Linked DNA regions of Mus musculus: region 2 is linked to region 1. Evidence: chromatin loops called from intact Hi-C (ENCODE). Cell type or tissue: left cerebral cortex. All regions are shown on one strand. Each heading gives the region's core, and the rest is flanking DNA. Links, peaks and the distances in the headings are about the cores only. Region 1 holds the start of Trappc12 (trafficking protein particle complex 12). Region 2 holds the start of Adi1 (acireductone dioxygenase 1).

Evidence for each region. Peaks named below come from ENCODE experiments on the same cell type or tissue, not always from the same donor. Only the 100,000 strongest peaks of a DNase experiment are listed, where the experiment ranks them.
Region 2: it touches region 1 in a loop (4-fold over the local background); 2 of 42 quality-filtered maps call a loop at or near these places.

What each region holds. Positions count from the first base shown.
Region 1 is chr12:28,746,070-28,754,400 of GRCm38, forward strand. Trappc12 (trafficking protein particle complex 12) reads right to left here and starts at 4,331. Exons shown (of 12, transcript NM_178811.5): 1 at 4,093-4,331; 2 at 230-1,467. The coding sequence starts at 1,462. It overlaps Eipr1 (EARP complex and GARP complex interacting protein 1), which reads left to right and starts at 5,750. Exons shown (of 9, transcript NM_201357.3): 1 at 5,750-5,935. The coding sequence starts at 5,894. In left cerebral cortex, for the core only: no CTCF peak of the experiment used is centred there; DNase peaks (open chromatin) are centred at 4,418 and 5,709; H3K4me3 peaks cover 3,290 bases; H3K27ac peaks cover 2,254 bases.
Region 2 is chr12:28,669,384-28,677,714 of GRCm38, forward strand. Adi1 (acireductone dioxygenase 1) reads left to right here and starts at 5,824. Exons shown (of 4, transcript NM_134052.2): 1 at 5,824-5,989. The coding sequence starts at 5,870. In left cerebral cortex, for the core only: CTCF peaks have their summits at 4,904 (motif pointing right), 5,110 and 7,517 (motif pointing left); a DNase peak (open chromatin) is centred at 6,002; H3K4me3 peaks cover 1,691 bases; H3K27ac peaks cover 1,914 bases.

The DNA.
Region 1 (8,331 bases), core at 197-8,196:
GCTGGCCTCGAACTCAGTCAGCTTGCTGCTACAAGAAGTAAGAAGTAGGCAAGACCCACAAGCCTAAGAAGCACACTCAGTACGTGCTGCTTAGGCGGCTTCAGGTATAGGTGCTGTCAAGCCCAGTAACTAGGAAAGCCAGAGTTACTACAAGCCTCTCTGTTGTACACAGATCTAGAAGGAGATTACACGCAGTGAGATATGGACATAAAAACAGTCCTCATCCTACCTGAATGTTGTCAAACTTGAGGCCAGGCATAGTGAGGTTCTCCTTGTCTATGAACACAGTGCCATACTGCTGGGTTGCTACTGACATCAGGACTTCTCTGGTCGCCTGACTGGGAAGCCATGCGTCATTCCTCCGGTCCATCTCACTCATGCTCAGGGCTGTGGCGAAGGGGTCATCACTTCCAGCAAACACAGCCTGGATCTGTGAAAATGGCTTTGGAGATTCAGGGACATCCAGAGGGGCCCGAGAAACACCTGATTCCGATCTATCCATCCTTGTGGAGTAAGATGGGCTGGTGGAATCCGGGGACTTCTCTCCTACAGGGGCAGTGAGTGAAGACAGCTTTTCTGGAACTGGGGAACCTGCATTGGGATTACTGACTGAAATGAAAGTAGAAGTTGTGAAGGAATCAAAGAAGTCAGAGGCCAAGGAATTAGAGCTCATTGTATCTCCAAAAAATGTACTGAGGCTGGGACTGGGCTGGACCATCGGAGGAGGGGTCTTGGCTGACGTCTCACTGGTGCTACTGAAACTGGGTGATTTCACCATCTGGGACTCGAAGCCATCCTGTAGAAACAGGTGTGGCTGGGAGGGAGTGGCGGTAGCCTGGCTGAAGATGGTGCAGACGGGCAAGGGCTCGTCTTTGGAGGAGGACTGATTGGAGGACACTTCTGAGGTCTGCTCTTCTCGGGGCGCGAGGCTGTCCTTAGGCCCGACTTCCTCCGTGGCAGCATTCTCCAGTGCAGGCATGCTCGTCACATCTTCCTGTGTTGAGTCTTCCTTCAGAGAGGCTCTGCTATCAGGTGTCATGTCTGAGATGTCTCTGGGAGTGTCGTCTCCATCGGTTTCACTGCCATTACTCAGAGTGTCCACCACTTCTTTGTCTGTGCTACTGGGCAGTCGGTGATCAGTGGCACCTCTGGGGGGCTCCCCAACATCCTGTAGACAGCCGAGGTCGCCAACGTCCCCCTCGCTGTTGTTAGGAGAGTCGGAGATGAGCACACTTTCCATCATGTGCTCATTAAGCTTATCTCCGAAGTTGTGAGACCCTTCCGATGTGGGCTCGTTCTCTTCAGATGCAAACTCATCTCCACCAAGATCAATGGTCTCTTCATGGTACAATGGCTGGCTCTCCTCCTCCCGAGACATAGGCTCCGGGATGTTTTCAGGACCTGCCTGGGCTGAAGGAGATGCCTCACTTGGGCTCTGCTCACCATCTTTAGCTGTTTCCATGTTGTCTAAAAATAGAGGCAGTCGTGAATCACTCCACTGTTTTATTTCAAGTATGGGTAAATAAACTTGTTTTCTTTTCTGAGAGAGGATTTCACATAACGTGCGTGGACTTGAACTCACAACCTCTGCGGTTCTGAGACATAGGCTGTACTACTTTTATCTTATCGCTCAGTGGAACACATGTTTAATAGTTCCACATCCAAGGGGCACAAATTAAAAGTTTTTCTTTTTCTAGTTTACTTAATTTTAATTAGGATAAAATACACATAAAACTTGCTAGCCCTTTTTCTTTTTTTCTTTTTTTTTGGTTTTTTGAGACAGGGTTTCTCTGTGTAGCTCTGGCTGTCCTGGAACTCACTCTGTAGGCCAGGCTGGCCTCGAACTCAGAAATCTGCCTGCCTCTGCCTCCCAAGTGCTAGGATTAAAAGCATGCATCACCACTGCCCAGCTTAGCTACCATTTTTTAAAGTATACAGTTCAGTAATGTTTAATACATTCTCATTATTGTCCAATTAACCTCCAGAATTTTTGTCATCTTGCAAAAACAGGAGTTCTATACCCATTTAATAAAACAGATGACCACCATCCTATTTCCCATCTTTTATATTTCCTGGGGACCTCAAGTGAGTAGAATCATAAGGCATTCATCATGACATCCTTGGCCCATTGCAATACACAGTGTATCAGTAAACAAGTGCTGTCTGCCCTTACCGTGAAGGTGGGATCGTCCCTGCCCCCACATCAGGCTCAACCATGTCTATCTCATAGTGTCCTCCGTCCAAGGGCCTTGTCTGGGTGCTAACAATAGCAACACATCTTGAGCGTGAAAAGAAGCGCTTGTGAACAGCTAGAAGGTAACCATTGGCACCAGTGTGAAGCTCATCCGTGGACACTGCTCTGCTCTGCCCAGACCCTCCACTCAGGAATCCAGTATGAAGCCGCTTCCCCAGCAGACTCTGAGGCATGCTGGGAGCACTGACCTGATGATGCCTTTTGGCCCCTCTTTCTGTCAGGCTACGGTAGTCTTCTCTGTTGGCTATTGTAAGCCCTGACTGCATGAGGTGTTGCTGTCTACCGGCTGCCCCAGCCTGCTCTGTGCTATTTGCCCTCTTTGCTTCCTGAGCGCCAAGTCCTCTGAACTGGAACGCACAGCCACCACAGTCCATTCCTCACGGCAGGACACCCATGCCGCAGCACCAATGGGCTTTCCTTCCCTTGGACAGGTGAGTAACAACACAGCACTGCAGGCGTGCGCCAGTTAGCGCATCCATTTACTTGTCAAATGGATGCTTGGGTTCCTTCTAGCCTCGAGCAATCGTGCACAGTGCTTCTGTGAACAGGATGTGTGTCTGTGTGTGTGCGTCTTTGAGACTCTAATTTCAATTCTTTGGTACAGCAAATTCCTATTTCAATGCCCAGAAATCAATGTGCTAGATCATGGCCATCAAATTTTTCTTTTGAGACTGGGTCTTATGTACCCAAAGCCACAGTAAACTTAACTGTTGCTATGTATCAAGGACCACTTTGATCTCTCTCTCTCTCTCTCTTCCCCCCCGCCCCCCGACAGGGTTTCTCTGTATAGCCTGTCCTGGAACTCTCTCTGTAGATCAGGCTGGCCTTGAACTCAGAAAACTGCTTGCCTTTGACTCCCAATTGCTGGGATTAAAGGCATGCACCAACACTGCCCGACCACTTATTTGTTTTTAAAGAGAGAGTTTCTCCAAGTAGCCCTGGCTGTCCTGGAACTCACTCTGTAGATCAGGCTACCCTCGAACTCAGAGATCAGTCTGCCTGTGCCTCCTGAGCGCTCAGAGAAAAGGACCACCACTGCCAAGAGCAATCACAGACCTGCAGTTCCTTCCTGCAACAGCATACACACACTCCGATTTCACCACACACTGGCTGGCTGATACTTTTTTTTTTTTAACATTTATTTAGCTTTTTAATATGTGTGAGAGTTTGTTTTTATAAATCAAGGTCGTAGGTAACCTAAGCTGGCCTTAAATTTGTTATATAGCCTAAGACGACTTTGAACTCCTGAACATCCTGCCTCTACTTCTCAAATGATACAGGCTCAGCACCAACACCTCGTCTTACTGTATTTATTCATTTGTCTATTTATGGTCAGAAGACAATCATGTGGAAGAACAACTCTTCTTCCATCGTGTGGGTCCTGTGGATGCAGCTCAGATTATCAGGAATGGTGACAGACACTGAGCCATCCTGTCAACCCTTGTTTTAGTTTTTAGACTCTATTCATTCTTTCTTTCTTTTGAGGGGGTTGGGGTGTCTCCCTATTTAGCCCAGACTGACCTCAAACTTAAAATATTCCACATCACAATCTCCCGAATGCTTACAGGAAGGAATCACTTTTCCCACACAACACTACTCATTCGTCAGTGGTCAGGTTATGTCTATGGCACCCCATCCTCTATCTCTTAACCCCGACTCTGGCTTACTGCAGTGCTTCATTTATTGTGGGGCTATGACACACCGAGGTCGACAGGAGCAAAAGTTGGGGCAAACCAAAAACATAGCTCGAACACTGGTGATGTAACACGGGCACCTTCTAAGCATGCTAACGAACCCGCACTTTATACACATAAAACCGAGGTCAGGAGGGTGTGTACCTTGTCCAAAACCACAGGGAGCACACAGAATTGGCTAAAGCCCGAAGGAGCCAGCCCCTCGTGGGGCTACTCTGCGTGGCCGAGAGCGGTTGATTACGCGAGGACGCCGCCCTCTGTGGGAAGGTCAAGGGTACCGGCGACCCTCCTCACTGCGACCCGCTCCTCACCTGCCACCCGCCCCTGAGGTCGGGTCACCCACAGGCGAAAAGGGTCCGAAGAGATGACGGAAGACCGGAAGTAAACTCAAGATCCAAGGTCCCGCGCGTTTGTGCGTCTGCGTGTGCTGGCCGCGGAGACCCGACTTCCGCACATGCTCAGTTTGGGAGCCGCTAAGCTCTCCACTGGAAGCCGGGCGCATATCCGGCTCAAGAGCTGTGGGCGGGGCCTAAGGCCAAACTGGGTAGGGGACAAGGATGGTCCTGGAGATTGAAGAAAATCGTCTGTCCTTGGGCCTGTCACCAACCAAGGATGTTTTTTCCTAGGATTTTATCTTTGTGCTAGTTGATTCTCCACGTTTCCCCCCTTGTGTCTGTGGCAGTGTGTGCTAACATCCGTAAAGTTGCGGGGAGGAATTAAGGAGTCAAGAGTCAGCCTTGCTTGCTGAACTCATGGTTGGTTGAGAATCGTCCTCAAGTCAAGAACCTTGCTTTCTTGATTTTCTGTGTCACATTTCTATGACAACGTAAAAACACAGCTCTCATCTCAAAGGGAAGAAGAATTTATTCTGTGAGTGACTATAGCTTGGGAACATAGATTCAGGTCACCGTAGATTCTGCCCTACATGATAACAATTTGATGAAGTTTTACAGTAACAACCAAAAATACCTACTTCTTAAGCACACTTCGGAAGCAGTGGGTAGGTGGGTAGGTCTCAGGTGCTATCTCATGACTTTCATAGCTTTGGGATCGGTGGAAGCTAGTTGCCAGAGGTTTTATCAGAAAGTCAAGGTAAGACAAAGGTGGGCAATGGATGACTACTAAGGGGGCTAATGGTAGCATCACAGAAACTGCTGTCATGAAGGTCAGTCAAGAGATAATGGCAAAGTCAAAACACAGAAGAAACGCGTGTGGAGATCCAGAACTTCATAGAACCAAGACAGTTCATTTCCTATGGTGCATTCTTGCAGTATTTTCCATGCCAGGTCCTAGAGCCTTCTGTCTCTGAGAGCTCTGGACAGTTTAGATCGTGGGCTTAGTTGTGTCTCTGTGCAGGACTGGGTGGTTACGTGAAGTGCACACCGCTCGCTGTATGTCACTGCCCACTTACACCATCACCACAGTCTTGACTCAAGCTTGCAGCATCTTATCTTTAAATGGACATCTAAGAGCCTGCTTCTGAGGCTGGATCGAAGGTCCTGGCAGTGGGTTGGGCAGTGCTCTGGTGCTCAGGACCACGGTTTAGGAGTAAAGCTCTGCCAACCATAATGCCAAGTTAACTGTTCTCTTTAGGGCTCAGATCTTTGGAACTTGAGGGAGCAGCGCAGGATAAGAGCGCCGCCCTGATGGACGTCCATTCCCGCTGCTTTTGCTCCGGGCCCGGCCTTCCAACCCAGGATCTCCTGTAGCTGCTGGGTCTCATGAAAGGCCAAATGAGCATGCGCAGAATAAAGGCCCAGCTGCCATTGGCCACCGGGGAGGAGCGTATTGATGACGCGACGAAGAAAACAGGAAGTGAGCCGTCAGGGAGCCGGTCTGGGTCTCGTAGTCCATTTTTCAGGCGGGGAATGAATGGGTTCTGAGCGATCCCTGGTGAGGGGGGACTCGAGCTCTGAGGCGTGAGTAGCTGGGTAGGCAGAGTATCATGGAAGACGACGCCCCGGTGATTTACGGGCTGGAATTCCAGGTGAGCATGGCGGAGTCGGTGAGGTGCCGCCTGTGCCTGGCCCTCACCAGAGAGCGCCCACACTCAGTCTGGTTCCAAGGATTCTGGGCTTCAAGGCCCGGATTTGGGGAGAGGGTACGCGCAGGGAGTGTGGCCAAGTGAGGGCCAGGGCTGGCATAGACAGCAGAGGGTGAGCACTCGGCCTCGCAGGTGACTTGATTACACTCGCACTTCTGGGGTCTTGAGTAGCAATTATTGACCATTGAGTTGTGTGTTGGATACTGCTCAGTACAAGAGCATTAAAGAGGGACTTCGTGGGGAGGGGAGTTGCTGGCTGGCTGGTCTGTTATGAAGCATTTTGCTCACTCAGGTTGGAAATATACTTGCCTTTTTCCTTATGAACTTTTTATTTCAATAGCTACTAAACTCGTTACAGATTCGAGTCAATAGTGGGATGAGGGTTTCCATCTCCCAGGGAGTTCTTCAGACCTGGACCATGATTTGCTAAGAGCTCACTGGAGACTTCTGCCATTCTCAGCGCCTTCCTGGGTATCCAGAACTCCCATGCTAGGAATCAGGACGACTATTCTACACTCCTCTATTCCTACAAGAATATTCTTGTCTATTCTTTGTTGTCCTGGGAATTACATCTGACATCATCTAGATGGGATCAAATCCAGTGTAGCCTCATTGTCCTCACTCCTTTCTTTTGTGATCCTTCCATAAAAATAAAATCCTTGGACATTGTGTGCTCTTGAACACAAATTTGTAATGATTGCTTTGTGGGGTTGTCCTTCACTTCTGATGGGAGGAGAAACTCAGCTTTCTGCAGGTGATTCTGAATACCCACTATACAGATAAAGAATGAGGCTATGGATGCATAGAGGTATCATATGGTAGGGCTAAGGTCAGACAATGCAGGACAGAGTGAGGCTATGCCTAGATACTGCTACTGAGCTTGTTGAGGGTGTTTCACTCATCTGGGGTATCAGTGTATTTACTTGCAAAATGAGAAGAAATGTGTGGAATATGTTCAGAGTCAATTTTTAGTGTTCCTTTGGAAGCCTAAGTACAAATGGAAGTTACTGGGAGATGTTCCAATTTATCTCAGAGGGGCCTGTCTATGGACTGTGATAATTTTTAAGTGAGATGCATAGCCCCAGTAGTCAGTGTAAACCTTAAAGTGGACAGGCAAGCCTGACTTAACTAAGACAGCGCGCGCACACACACACACACACACACACACACACATTTAATGAACTGTCTTCAGATTGCTCTGTGTACTACCAGTTCAGTGGGAACTTCAGAAGCACTGGGAGGACTCGGGGAACACTACAGGGCCTGCTCTCATTTTCCATGATTTTAGCAGGCCTACAGTCAGCCTGCTGCTTCCTGAGGAAGCCTATGTGCTTGGGGCATCCCACACATGTGTGCTTTCCAGAAGATTTATTTTCATTGTGTGCATGTGAGTGTTTTCTCTGGGTGCATGCATGTGCTCCACATGTGTGCCTGGTGCCCAGGAAGCTCAGAAGAGGGCTCTGGATTCCTTGGAATTGGAGTTAGAGGTGGTTGTGAGCCACCTGATGTGGGTGCTGGAGCCTCTCCGTGAGTATCAAGTTACTCTTAGCTGCTATTTATTTATTATTATTACGTTATTTACTTTCATCTTTATGGTTACTCACAGGCACAGTTCTCCAGATTTTGGGTAATGCCTGAATACTGGGACGGAATTCCAATGCTAGATTCAGCTTCCTTCCTGACAGGTCTCCAGAAGCCTCTTGTTTGTGTCAGCATGTGATTGTCTCCATAGGACAGCATCGTTACACTGGGGAGCTCCCACTGGGGCTGTGCAGCAGTCAGAGCAGCATGGTGCTGCTTACCCGGCCTTCTACTCTCACGCCACCCTGGTCACAGTGTAGTTCCTGGTGGTAGCTGTTCAGGCTTCTTACTTCTTTTCTTTCTTTTTTTTAGATTTATTTATTTTTATTTTCTGTGTATCAGTGTTTCGCTTGCTTTTCTGTCTGTGCAGTGCATGTGCTCACAGAAGCCAGAAGAACTCCTCAGATCCTTTGGCACTGGAGCCACAGATGGTTGTGAGCTACCATTTGGGTACTAGGAATTGAACCTAGGTTCTCTGGAAGTGCAACAGGTATTCTTCACCCCTGAGCCATCTCTTCAGGCCTTCTTTCTTTTGAGATAACTTTTGGTAGCATATTTTCCTAGTGGGTCTATTCATTATTCAGTTGACAAATGTCTTAGCTAGCTTGTTGTCCTCTCACCGTCTTTCCCCAACCCAAGACAGGGTTTCTTAAGTACACTGTAGCTGTTTTCAGACAGACCAGAGAAGAGGGTGACAGATCTCATTACAGATGGTTGTGAGCCACCATGTGGTTGCTGGGATTTGAACTCAGGACCTT
Region 2 (8,331 bases), core at 159-8,158, 77 kb before region 1:
TCACAAATGGCCTGCCCAGCCCTCCTTTCTATTTTTTTTTAATTTTTTTTTAAAATTTATTTTGAGGGGGCTGGTGAGATGGCTCAGTGGGTAAGAGCACCCGACTGCTTTTCCGAAGAAGGTTCAGAGTTCAAATCCCAGCAACCACATGGTGGCTCACAACCATCCATAACGAGATCTGACTCCCTCTTCTGGAGTGTCTGAAGACAGCTACAGTGTACTTACAAATAATCAATAAATAAATCTTTAAAAAAATTTATTTTGAGACAGGGTTTCTCTATGTAGCTTTGGCTGTTCTGGAACTCACTTTGTAGAGCAGAATGGCCTCAAACCCACAGAGATCCACCTCCTTCTGCCTCCCAAGGTCTGGAGTTTAAAGGTCTGTGGTCCAGATGGTTTGTTTCTTTCCTTTTTTTTTTTTTTAAATAAGTTTGTTTTTCAAGATTTATTTATTATTATACACAAGTACACTGTAGCTGACTTCAGACACACCAGAAGAGGGTGTCAGATCTCATTACGGGTGGTTGTGAGCCACCATGTGGTTGCTGGGATTTGAACTCAGGACATTTGGAAGGGCAGTCAGTGCTCTTACCCACTGAGCCATCTCGCCAGCACCAGAAGGTTTGTTTCTTAATACACAGATAGCAACTTAAAAATCTTATTGGACACTTTCAAGTGAAGATAGCTATGTCTCTGTCACCCAGCTTCGAAAATTCCAACATTTGATAAGCTAGCTTCGAAAGGTATTCTGGGATTGTTCCTTGTTTAAGCCAGAGGCAGGAATATACTTATTTCCTGTCTGGTAGGCACTCACTGGGTTTCCTTGATGTGTAGGACCCATGTCAGTCTCAGTGATTCTCATTATCCACGTCTTCTGGTTACCCATGCTTATTTATAGATGGGCCCTTGAGTTTCAGGTGCGCTGTTATTTTCCGTTCTTTGTTGTCCAACGCCAGCTCCTGTACCCCGGAGTCTCACGTAGCTTCCAGCCATTGCTGCATCTTCAATTAGTTATTATGCCCACCCACCCCCCTTAGCATTTTTCATTTCCCACAAAGCCCTCCGGGCTCTTCCAGTTTGAAAACATTAATTCAGTTCTGACCTTAACATGGAAAGTAGCTTGAAGCTAAGCTCCAAAATGGGTGGGTTTCACATTTTCCTGCCTGGTCTGAGTAGAAGGGTCCATGAAGAGAGCCCGAGGACCCAGGGCAAGTGCAGTTCTGCCTGCCTCTTGTGTCCCTTGAGTCCCTCCTCTACTGGACACACAGGAAGCAAGAGGCGTGGACAGCATGGCCATGGGTGTGGACATCTGTCTTGGCGTGCTTCTCTTTGGCCTCTCCTGCCTGGTCTTGACCCTAACTGGCTGCTGCTCAGAGCAACATCCCAGTCCTACAGATACCATGGGGATTTTTTTGTTGTTGTTCTTTTGGCGGGGTTTTTGTTTGTTTGTTTGGTGTTTTGCTTTAGCTGTGATGGCTAGAATTTTCCAGAAGACTGGATGCCAGATGTTACATAAAGAGCCCTTCCTCTGACTTTCTAGTAAGCTGTAGAGAAAGTTGTTGGCAGCTGTCCTGTGGCTCGCATCCATCCCCAGAACCCATGTGTGGAGAGTCCATGCCAGTCCTCAGAATAGAGATGGCAGGACCTTTAACAGGCTGTTAGACCCCTGTCCTCAGAAGGATTCATTAGTTCTCTCTAGACTCCACATACTTCCTGTGAGAGAAGGCAACAGAAGACCATCTCTGCATCTCTGGCTTCCTGTGTCCCTCAAACATGTTTCTACTATGGCACTGTCTACTGTGAAGCAATGCAGCTGGCGTTCCTTACCAGAGGCCAAACAGATGAGGCTGGCTAATACTGACCCTCAACTCACCAACCTTTGACCTAAATATATCTTTTTCTTATAAAGAACAGAGCCTCAGGTTTTGTGTTATAGCAACGGGAGATGGGTTAATACATTAAATTATATATAATTAATAAATTAAATATGCCACCACACAGAGAAAAGAGGTTGAGGAATGGAGTGAGACAAGAGAGGATACAAGATACAAGGAGGGAGGGAGAGAGAGAGAGAGAGAAAAGGGAGGACAGGAAGAGAGAGGAACTGGGAGGGAGGAAATGTGCTGGAGACAGACTGATTAACATCTGAGAGCCGCATCCCACATCAGGCCACAGTGAAAGCCACTGTAATCCTTCTCAGGTGTGTGAACTGAAAAGACTTGTTGGAGTACGGCCATCTGCGTGCTAAAGTGACCAAACAGTAAGGACAAGAAATAGGGCCCTCAAAGTGCGGTGAAGCTTGGAGCAAAAGCGGCACAGCGGAAGCAATATGTTAATGGTTCACGGGAGGCTCAGCTGTCTGCTACTAAGGTGAGACAAGCCACGTGACCAGTCACTGTGGTCTTCACCCAGGTCAACAAAGGTAAGAACAAGACATTAAAAAAACCTGTCCTTGCTGAAGCAGGAAAATGCCAGAGGATAGGTTTCAATACTCTGTGTAGAGGAAGCACAGCCCATCGCTCGCTGTACATGACCTCATGGAGGGCAGACCTCGGCTCCCTCAGCTCTAGGTTCCCTTTCTCCATCCAGCCCACTGGGCGCTGGGATCAGGAACCTATGCCAAAATGCTGGCAGTGTGGCAACGTTTTCCGCTCATCACTGTGTGAGGTCTCTCTGGGTTACATCCATGCACTGGGCAGGGCTAACCTGTTAGCTTGCAAACAAGGTAAAAGCTCTAACCCCCATGGTCAGAAGGGTTAGATACACAGTAAGCAGATATAAATTATTAATAGCACACAGCAGGACCCACAGTTAAACAGAGCCAGGTACATCCTGTTACCTCTTTGGAATGCTCTGTGAGCTAAGGATTTTATTGTTTCTGAGAAATTCTCTTATGATGTAGCCCAGGCTGGCCTCAAATTTAAATCTGCCCCGGCCTCTCTAGTGCTGGGATTATATTATGACTTTCCACCTTAAGAATATCTTGTGGGCCTGTAGAGTGGTTAAGGGCACCGGCTGCTCTTGTAGGGGATCCTGGTTTGGCTACCAGCCCCCACATGGTGCCTCGCCACTGTTCCAGATCTAATGTCTTTTTCTGGCCTCTTCAGGCATTAAAGACTTGTGCAGCATATATATCCACGCATGCAAGCAAACGTTCATGCACATAGAAAACAAAACCAAAAGAAATAAATCTTTAAGAATGTTTTTGTAAACCATTTGTGGTGGTGCAGGCCTTTAGTCCTAGCACTTGGGAGGCAGAGGCAGGTGGATGTCTGTGAGTTCGAGGCCAGCCTGGTCTGCACATCAAGAAATCGAGTCCAGGACAGCCAGGGCTATTCCACAGAAAAACAAAAAGCAAGACAAAACAAAAGTTTTGTAGGGTTTTTTCTCTTCATTTTTTTTTTTAAATGCAGTATTGGCAGCATGTTTTTGTTACTCCTGCTGCTGTTTAAGACTGAATCTTGCTTATTAGCCCAGCCTGGCCTTAAACTCTTAATCCTCCTGCCACAATTTCTCAAGAGCTAGAGTCACATGCATGCATCCCTATGCTCAAACCTAAGACTAGCCTTTATCTTTAGATCACCGCTATGGGGTTGGGTACAGTGGCGCACACTTTTAATCCCAGCACTAGAGAGGCAGATACAAGTGAGTGTGAAGCCAGCTTGGTCTGAAGGTTCCGAGCTGGCCAGGGCTACATAATGAAACCCTGACGAAAAACAACAGCAACCACAAGAATGACTTTTATACAGGAACCTACGCACTACCCTCACATTCTTTCAAAGCCTAGCGGGGGACCAGCCCAGACTGGTTTGCAATGATGGAGACTAGCTGTCTTTCAAAACATCTCAACTGTTCTCTCTCAGTTCTTAACTGGGGCAATAAATTCTGGTCATGAAACATGATTCTGGGCTGCTGCTGGCTATTCTGGAAGAAACAGTTCAAGTTCAGAGGAGTCTCCTTCAAAGGAGAACTCTCATGGGCAGGATGCTGCGGGAGATGGAGGAGGGCTGTTTTCCATGATTCTCCTTGAACTGGTGCTGGCAAATGCGGAGCCCCCCACCCCCAATTCCTTGGGGCATCTTGACCGACTTACTTTTCTAAAGTATGATGCTCTTGGCATGAACCTGCTGCCCTCTCTCATCCCAGTTGATCTCTGCATAAGACAGAAGCCAACACACAGTGCTCGGGGATCCCGCTGTGTTGCTCTAGCCAGAAGCAGGCAAGGGGCAGGCAGCCTTCCTGACTCAAGACTCTTATTTCTACAGCTGAACAAAGGTTTTGCTTCTTGCTCTGTATTTTAGCAGCTTTTTAAGCAGAATTTTAGGTGAGGCTTCCTGAGTTCAAACCCCTGCCTTAGCACTTGCTGTGGACTTTTTCTTTTCTTTTTTTTTTTTTTTTGGTTTTTGAATTTTGGTTTTTTGAGACAGGGTTTCTCTGTGTAGCTCTGGCTGTCCTGGAACTCACTCTGTAGACCAGGCTGGCTTCAAACTCAGAAATCTGCCTGCCTCTGGCTCCCAAGTGCTGGGATTAAAGGTGTGCGCCACCACTGACAAGCACAAAAAATTCTTTAAAGCTATCTGGTCCTCAGTTGTCATACTTTTAAACTACGGTAATTTTTTTCTATCAAAGATGGCTATCCCACCAAGGGCCACTATTCCACAAACCTCCCTATTTGTTAAAATCTTGTGTGGTCCTGTTACCCAACCCTGAGATGACAGCCATTTGTTGTTCTTACTCTTTATAACACCCTTGCCGTTTGCAGTTAACGAATTAGCATCATATTATGAGGTCTAAGTCCCACCAATGGAACTTTCTTTTTTCTTTCTTTCTTTCTTTTTTTTTTTAAGATTTATTTACTTATTATATGTAAGTATACTGTAGCTGTCTTCAGACACCCCAGAAGAGGGCGCCAGATCTCGTTATGGATGGTTGTGAGCCATCATGTGGTTGCTGGGAATTGAACTCAGGACCTTCAGAAGAGCAGTCAGTGCTCTTAACCACTGAGCCATCTCTCCAGCCCCCCCCCCCCCCATGGGACTTTCTTAATCAGATTTTGAAGAAACACCCATCTTTAATCTGTGCTGCACCTTCGGATAGCATGGAGGTTAGTTTCATTTACTTATTTTAGGTTTATTTAGAAGCGTTTTGCCTTGGATATGCAACACGTGTGAACATAGCCACAGAATTCAGAAGAGCGCAGCAGATCCCCCAGAACTGGAGTTATGGGTGGTTGTGAACTACCAAGTGGCTGCAGGGAATTGCATCTGGGTTCTCTGAAAGAGCAACAGATGCCCTTAACTGCTCGAGCCATCTTTTCAGCACCATGACGGGTTTATTTTAACAGTCATGTTAACATAGCTAGAATCACCTAGGAGGTGAGTAGTAATGAGAAACGGTCTAGATCAGGTTGGCCTGTGGCCTGTCTATGGGGGACTATCTAGATTGCATTAATTTAAAAAGAAAGTATAGAAAGGGTCCGAGCACTAGTGAACACACATGCATTCATTTCTCTCTGCTCTTGGCTATGAACTAGCTGCTTCAAGTTCCTCTTCTGACAATTCTGCTGCCCCGAATGATGGAATTTAACCTGGAACTGTGAGCCAAGTAAACCCTTTCTGCCTGAAAGCTGCCTTTGTAAGAATATTTTATCATAGCATTTGCAAGGAAAACAGGGTAGACACATAACTGCCGAGGAGGCTGTGGATATGCCACCACCTTCTCCAGAGGGTGAGACGCCTTTCCTGGTCCTGAATTCTACCTGAGCGGTCACGCCCTCCCGACAACTCCGCCCTACACCCCGCCCACCACCGTTGGGGCTCCTTCAAGCAACGCCCCTTCCAGCCAGTTAGTGGAAGCCGCCGCCGCCACCATGGTGCAGGCCTGGTATATGGACGAGTCCACCGCCGACCCGCGGAAGCCCCACCGCGCACAGCCCGACCGCCCCGTGAGCCTGGAGCAGCTGCGCACGCTCGGAGTGCTCTATTGGAAGGTACGAGTGCAGGCCGGAGCACCACGCGCCTGCGCACGCGCACGCCGTGACGGGGTGGGCCGGGTGGGGGTGGGGATGGGGGCTAGGGTGCTGCGCAAGCTCAGCAAGGCCGCCGTTTCCAGAGATTTCCATAACTGCAGAGAAGGCTTTGGGCTGGTGGCGCCTGCTTTCCTCTTGGTACTCGCGCGCGTTCACAGCTAGTGTTTGCAAACGCACGGCCAGCTGCCAGTCACATGGTAGTGTCACGGGTAACGCAGTTCAAACACAGGAAAGCCGCAGAGAATCTGGGGTTAGTGGAGGGGTAACTGGATCTAGCCTGTGTGCATTGGTATGGTCAAAATGAAGTGCAAACCAACTGGCCTTGGAGCCATGCCTGAGGAACGTTTGATGAGTCCTTTGCAGAGTCATGCCCCTTAAAAACCATGAAGGCCTGCTCACCACATGCTGTGCTCACAGCTGAAGCAGCGTCCACAGGTCGGGTGGCCACGTTAAGGTGGGAACGACGCTCAAATCCATGTCTGCAAGTAATAGGAGGATATTTTTGGGATAGGAAGCGGGGGAAATAGGTGATTGGAGAAGAATCTGGGTTGTGCACATATGAAATCAAGGCTTTGCATGGGACGGACTTGGTGATGCAATTTTGTCCTGGATCAGCAAGCATGGCTTCAGGGTTGTGGGGTTGGGGTCAGCAAGGCCTCTGGCATTCCTGTTGAGTTAGTCTTTGCTCCCACGGCAGAAGTTGCTAGGGAAAGGGGACAGAGCAGGGTGACAGAAAGGCCCCTTATGACTACAACGTTGGAGTGAAAGAGCTTTTGGAATACTGCCTTCGTCCCTTCCTTCGATCATCACGGATACCTTAGATTAGGAGTCACACTCAGGACTTTGTATCTACACCAGATCTGTAAACAACAGGAACTGGCTGCCCAGTAGAGACTGGAACCCGATTAGGTGCTTTGGGTGTCTGGTGAAGGCCCCCTCATAGCTGACTTCTATGAAACCTTAAACAGCTCCTCAGGGCAGTAGAGCCACTCATCTCAATCAGGAGCAGCTGTGACCCCACCGGGAGCCAGGAGGCCCACCTCTTACGTCATCCTGTGGGTGAAGTTTCCACATTAGGAAGGGGCGCATTCAGCCAGTTCCAGGGGGTCTCATGTTCTCTCCTGGCCTTTGTGGACACCAGACACTAGAGTGGTGCCCAGACATACAAGCACTCATACAGACACATAAAATATATTGATGCCTGTGTGTTGGTGTGTTGTTCCATGATAATAAAATATGCACTTCATTGTAAAACAAAGTTAAATGTCACTAAATTCATTGCTAGTAGTTTCATGTAGGGTTTCAGATTAGTTCTGTCAGCCTTTGGAGATCCAGTCGTGAAGTGCGTGTCCTTGGCTTTGGACCTTAAAGAATAGGTAGGGGCTGGAGAGATGGCTCAGCGGTTAAGAGCACTGACTGCTCTTCCAGAGATCCTGAGTTCAATTCCCAGCAACCACATGGTGGCTCACAACCGTCTATAATGGGATCTGATGCCCTCTTCTGGTGTGCCTGAGACAGCTACAGTACTCATATAAAATAAATAAATAAATAAATCTAAAAAAATTTTTTTAAAAAGTAGGTAGGATTGTGATAAATCACAAATTGTGAGTGGGACCTTGAGATGTGGGACCTTGCCATGAAAGGGTATGAGTATGAATTTTTTTCTTTTTTTGAGATGGATTTTTGCTATGTAGTCCAGGCTAGCTCTCTACTCACAATTCTCTCCTGCATTCTGAATCGCTGGAACTATAGTCATGAGCCACAACATTATTCAGTAAATTTTAAGAGTAGTGAATGGTTTTTTTTTTTTTTTAATTTAGAATCTAGATTTCTTTTGCAGTAGAAGAATGGGGCAGAGAGAAGCAGAAAAGTTAAATGGGGCCAGAGGATTGCCACTCCAGTCCATCTCAATGAACTTGAGCTTGGTCTGTGGGCCTGGGAAGCATGCTGACCACAGAGAGTCTAGTGAGACTTGCTGCATGGAAGATGGCAGAGTGGCCACACACACTGAGTGAGTGTTGTCTTGGCATCTGTGAGGAAGAAGGACTTCACCTGCAAATGTGGAGGACCCAGCAGGACTCTAGCAGAACTGGAATTTCCACCTGGCACTGTGAAAATGGATGATCCATCAAGAGAGGAGGTGGAGGGCTGTGCTAGGATGGGCAAAGAATAAGCAGTGCTCTGTTAGGATGATCCAGCCACAGGTCTGGAAGGACGTGTTGCTATGTTTCCATCACAGGGCCGGGGAGCAGACCTAGAGCCTTGTGCACCACTAGGCAAGCACTATACCAGGGAGTTATACT